Regions from separate parts of the Homo sapiens genome. Here region 2 is linked to region 1. A link is a loop called in an ENCODE intact Hi-C map of the cell type or tissue named here. Cell type or tissue: dorsolateral prefrontal cortex. All regions are shown on one strand. Links, peaks and the distances in the headings refer to the core of each region. The heading gives the core; the rest is flanking DNA.

Region 1 (2,925 bases), core at 231-2,730:
GAATGAAGAATGGGAAGAAAAATTTGACAAAGACACTACAAGCCCTGACTACATTAAATGGAGAAATGAAAACTGCATTTAAGCAAATCCAGACTTGTTCTGTGGCCTAAGAACCACTTGTCCTAATGGCAGAGATTGGCATTTTACTATTTGGTAAGGGTGATTGTATGAGGGTTAGACCTAGATGAGTTCCAGGTCTCCAGGAAGGGTCCAGAATTCTGACCAAGCTTGTCAGAATTCTGCTTGGAGAGAGAATGGTGGGCAGGACCCAGTAATTATTCATCTGGGTTGTCAATCAAAACAGCTTTAGAAGTATATTATGGTCCTGTAGTATAAATTGACCAATTTAATGAAAATTAAGGCTTACTCCAAAGAACAGATTTATTTGCAGAGTCTTTGTTTCTGGGAGCATTTCCCAGTGGAGTTCCTTCAGTTTCCCCTTGTTAATGACTGGGCTGTTCTATCTCAGCCCCACTTTCCTTCTAAAATACTTAATTAAACCTGGTTTGGAGTGCAGTGTTGCAAGCAGGAGGGATGATTACTTTTGTCTGCCTTTCAAAGACACTCTAGGGTTTCCTCATTTTGAAAACCAATAGATTATTCCAGTTTCTTTTCCAGAAGAATAGAAATGGTCATGTCCCCAAGAATTCTTCCTCTACTGCTCTGCAAATCACAGTGCGTGACATGGGAAACCAAACCTAGGGTTAGGGAAGATGATATAATAATGCATATGTGTACACATGCAAACACACACAAACACAGACACACGCATTCCTCTTTTGGAGTTCAGATGAATGTTTGTTTACTCAAAGAAAACAGTTTATGGAGTAATGCCTGTTTTGGACTCAACAGATCTTTCTGTCAACTACAGAAGGGCAACTTACGACCAGGAGTACATGGCATAAAGAAGTAGTTCTCAAGCTTGTATTATGAATAAGAATCCCCAGAGAGCTTGTAAGAACACAGATACCTGTGTTTTTGATTCAGTAGGTCAGGGATGCCTGAGAATATGCATTTCTAACAGGCTTCCAGGAGATGCTGATATTGCTAGCCTGCAGACCATGCTTTGAGTAGCACCAGCAGAGAGTATTTCTAGGTCCTTTTTCTGTAACCCTCTCAAAAGGTGCAAAAATGGACTTCCTAAGAGCTGCCTTCCTCAGGTCAAGCTCTTCTATTAGTTCATTGGCTGCTGCTTTCGAATCCCAAACGATGGTAAAACAAATTCCAGCTTTTCACTTCTAACTCAGCATAGCCTTCAAATTGCTGCTGATGCTGTTTTCTATTCCAATAACCTGCAGGGGGCGCCATTTACATTGTATTTTTTATGAAAGGCGTCCCCCTGGAATTGTGCAACTCTGCAGGTGCGTTGCTGAGGAGAGCAGATGAAGCAATTATAGGTTAAATAGCTGCTGCTGTGCCCAGGAGAGTGTGTCGAGAATAACTTTGAGACTTTTCATCCTCATTTTTGCAAACTGTTCATGCACACATGATTTCACTTAATCCCACAATAACCCTATGAGGTGGGTAAAGGAGACATGATTCTTTATTCATCAGAGGAGGACACAGTACAGAGAAAGATTAAGTGGCTGCCCCAAGGTCACACAGCTAGTTTGTGTTATAACATAGACTAGAATGCTCGGGTCTCTTCCCTAAATAAGAGGATATGACACAAACAATAAAAATATTTTAGACATTTTAATTAATTTGTTTTGGTGTTTGATATCCATCAGCCACTATTGGGTCACATGTGAATACAAACTCATAATTCCAGAAAGAGGTAGTATATTGTGGCTTGCTTTCACACATGAAGGTTGTGGATTCCAGAGAAAGGAAATAAGTTCACAGATCTTATGAGAACATTTCCTGTTACTGATGAGGAATTCTCCCTAGGGCTATATATTTAGAATGTTGTGAATCTGTGGCCCTTTCCAAAATAATGTGAACATATTTTAGGGATTTGAGTTTTCATCTGATGAGAGCTAAGTGAGAGTATTGCAATTGTTCCAAAAAATTAAATCCACTTATATCTGCTGTTCCAGTATCAAGTTACCAACATGATAATAACTATCCCAAAGCTCATTATGAAAAAATTCATCACTGTCTTATTTTGTTTCCTTGAAGTGGCTCATTATGTTCAAAATAGAGAAAAATACATCACCATCTTATATGGCATACCTTTGGATTTAGTTGATTGGTTGCTATAAAAGGATTTGAGTCAAAGCCAATTTGCCATTCACAACCAAGGGGCTCTAGGGAACTTGCAGAAAAGCTCTTTGTTCAAGTAAATTTACACAAAATAATGTTCAAAGTTTTTACTTTATACTCTTCCCCCACTCCCCACTACCCTCCCACCCCATTACATTCTTTCACTGCTGTTTTTTTTTGTTTTTTTTAAATTTTCTTGAGACAGAGTATTGCTCTGTCCCCTAGGCTGGAGTGCAGTGGCATGATCTCAGCTCACTGCAACCCCTGCCTCCTGAGTTAAAGTGATCCTCCTGACTCAGCCTCCTGAGTAGCTGGGGCTATAGGAACATGCCACCACACATGGCTAATTTTTGTATTTTTAGTAGAGATGGGGCTTCACCATGTTGGCCAGGCTGGTCTTGAACTCCTGACCTCAGGTGATCCACACACCTCAGCCTCCCAAAGTGCTGGGATTACAGGTGTGAGCCACCACACACCTGGCCTCTTTCACTGCTTCTGTTTATCAAGTATCAATGGTTGAGTCTTCCAAGCAGCTCAGGGTTCAGACACTTGGGATTGAATTAGGAAATTGAAGACATCAAAAAGTTCTTTAAACCCAAACTAAGAAATAAACTTTGTGGTTTCTTTTAATTATTTTTAAAATTGTAACAAATGCATATGACAAAAACACTCAAACAATACCAAGAGAGTATATAGTGAAAGGTGAATCTCCCTCCTACC
Region 2 (2,925 bases), core at 274-2,773, 280 kb after region 1:
GCGAGAGCTTTTTGTCAATGACAACAGTTGTGAAGAAGACAATAGTTTCTCTCATTCATGCCACATTAAAAATTAACTTTTCTACTTTTAACTTCCTTGTCCCCAGGAAGATTTGACCTCCAGAGCCAAAATTACTATTTTTAGCTACATTTATCTCAGCTGGGTATCAATAGATACCCAGTATTATCTAACTAATTTACATTACAGTGTTTCTAACTAATATTCCTTCCAGGGTTACACTTTTAAAAGAATTCTTCTTAACCAGAATGAAACACTTATTGGTAGAATGTCCAGCAACTGGCAAATTTCTAAACATCTACTGTATCAAGGTGGCATGTCAAGTCATTTAAAAAAGGACATATTTTGAGGATAATTGGCTAGCCATTTGGAAGAAAAGTAAAATTAGATCTCTACTTCAGGCCATAGACAAATACAATAAAAGATTCATGATTAATTATCATAAAGTTAAAAATAAAAGTTAAAAATTCAAAAGAAAATATAATAGGAAATGTTTTATTATTCTTTATACTAAGCCTTTCTTATGAAACAAAACTAAATAAAATTAAGAAAAATATTGAAACTTTGATTACATAAAATTTTGTGATTTTTTAAATTTTAATTTATTTTAGAGACAGAGTCTTGCTCTGCTGCCTAGGCTTGAGTGCAGTGGCACAATCATGTCACTGCAACTTTTGTTTGTCTGTTATTTTATTTTAAGTTCCAGGATACATGTGCAGGATGTGCCGGTTTGTTACGTAGGTAAATGTGTGCCATTGTGGTTTTCTGTACCTATCAACCCACTGCCTAGGTATTAAGCCCAGCACGCATTAGCTATTTTTCCTGATGCTCTCCCTCCCCCTACCCCGCCCCTCCTGACAGGCCCCAATGAATCACTGCAACTTTGAACTCCTGGGCTTAAGTGATCCTCCTGCCTCGGTCTCTCAAAGTTCTGGCATTATAGGCATGAGCCACTGCACCTGGCCTCACATAAAATTTTAAATATCATCCAGTAAGAAAGACCATATACAAAATTAAAATTATGAATGAGAAATTGAAAAGATATTTGTAACATATATGATAGACAAGGAAAGCCAGTAAAGGCAGTGTTTAAGAGCATAGGCTCAGAAATGAGATTGCATAGGTTCAGATATTAACTACACCACATCCTTAGTCTTTTGACCTTAGGCAAGTTATTTAACGTCCTTGGGCCTCAAGTTTCCTCATCTATAAGAAGGAGGTAATAATAAATCTATTTTCTTGGGTTAGCTGAGAACTATTATAATTGCCCATGATATATCAAAGGTTAATTAAATCAATAAGATAAGCGGAACTGATCTACTAGATATTGAACATGAATAAAAACCTATCTATCCATTTCATCTTATTTTCAGCTACTCCTTGGCACAAATCTTACATATCAAATTGTCCTGGTCCACATTCTCTTTAAATTGGGTGTAGATTTCTGTGATGGTTAATTTTCGATGCCAGCTTGACTGAGTTAAGGGATACCCAGCTGGTAATAACTGGTAAAGCATTATTCCTAAGTATGTCTGTGCAGCTGTTTCTGGAAGAGATTGGCATTTGAATTAGTGGACTCAGTAAGGAAGATCCACCCTCCCCCATGGATAAGCAACATCCAATTGGCTGAGGGCCTGGATAGAACAAAAGGGCAAGAGAAAGCTGAATCTGCTCGCTCTTCTGGAGCTGAGACACTCATCTTCTCCTGCCCTGGCACATCAAAACTCCAGGTTCTCTGATCTTTGAACACTGGGACTTAATCCAGCATCCCCTTACTGCCTGAAGTTCTCAGGACTTTGGACTTGGACTGAACGATGCTACCAGCTTCCCTGGCTTTCCAGCTTGTAGATGGCGTATCATGGAATTTCTCAGTCTCCAAAGTAATGTGAGCCAATTCCTATAATAACTCTCTTCTCTATCTAATCTATTAATATTTACATTTCTTATTGTTTTTCATTTACCTGGAGAACCCTAATAAAACTTCCTGTTGCATACCTTTAATGTCATCATCATTATCTCAGTCCAAAATTCTCCTTGCAGTCACTGGAAGTAAAATATTAATATCACCCATATTTTAAATTCAAACTCAAATCCTGCTTTTAATATATTATTAGTCAGCCAAAATGTTGCATTCTCTCTCTGAATTTCTAAGGAGTCTATAATACTAGTTTCTACATATAATCAAATATTGTTTTGTTCTTTCGGTGTGGAATATGTACATGTTTTATCTCCTACAGAAATTTGTAAATTTTCACAAGCAAGAATCTTCTTCTACTTCTTTAACCTCACAATGCATAGTAAGTACTTATTGTGGAAATGTTAAAATTTTTTTCTGTTTTCCATAACATTGATCTGCTACAGGCCAATCAGTGAGAATGTATATAGAATTCCCATACCCGTAATCTGTTCACCACCACCACCAACTTTCGCCCGAAACCCTTACCCTACATACACACTTAGAAAAAGAAACAAACATTTCCCAAATGGCATATGGTTCCTTTTGTTACTTGCACTTAACTAATAAATATATGAGACATGATCTGTGCTATATTTTTAGCTGAAAGGGGGAATGGGTGGAAGAGTTAAGCAGGCTATTTCAGTGTTTAAGAGAGATGATGGTGGCTTGGGCAGGATGGTAGCAGAGGAGGTCAAGATGGGATCAGGCTGGGTGTGGTGGCTCTCACCTGTAATCCCAGCACTTTGGGAGGCCCAGGTGGTGGCTCATCTGAGGTTGGGAGTTTGAGACTAGCCTGACCAACATGGGGAAACCCTGTCTCTACTAAAAATACAAAAATTAGGTGTGCATTTCTGTAACGGGTGTGGTGGTGCATGTCTGTAATCCTAGGTACTTGGGAGGCTGAGGCAGGAGAATCACTTGAACCTGGGAGGCAGAGGTTGCAGTGAGCT

What was found. A loop is a pair of places that touch in the nucleus more often than their neighbours do. Peaks named below come from ENCODE experiments on the same cell type or tissue, not always from the same donor. Only the 100,000 strongest peaks of a DNase experiment are listed, where the experiment ranks them.
Region 2: it touches region 1 in a loop (2.6-fold over the local background); 2 of 110 quality-filtered maps call a loop at or near these places.

The regions. Positions count from the first base shown.
Region 1 is chr12:69,899,509-69,902,433 of GRCh38, forward strand. The region is part of intron 10 of MYRFL (myelin regulatory factor like); the gene reads left to right. Among named protein-coding and RNA genes, the nearest start is that of MYRFL, 76 kb to the left of the region's middle. In dorsolateral prefrontal cortex, for the core only: CTCF peaks have their summits at 1,297 (motif pointing right) and 1,496; a DNase peak (open chromatin) is centred at 1,323; H3K27ac peaks cover 368 bases.
Region 2 is chr12:70,178,636-70,181,560 of GRCh38, forward strand. It overlaps LINC02821 (long intergenic non-protein coding RNA 2821), which reads left to right and starts at 1,692. Exons shown (of 3, transcript XR_945070.3): 1 at 1,692-1,903; 2 at 2,256-2,315. In dorsolateral prefrontal cortex, for the core only: no CTCF peak of the experiment used is centred there; a DNase peak (open chromatin) is centred at 1,656; H3K4me3 peaks cover 1,596 bases; H3K27ac peaks cover 2,259 bases.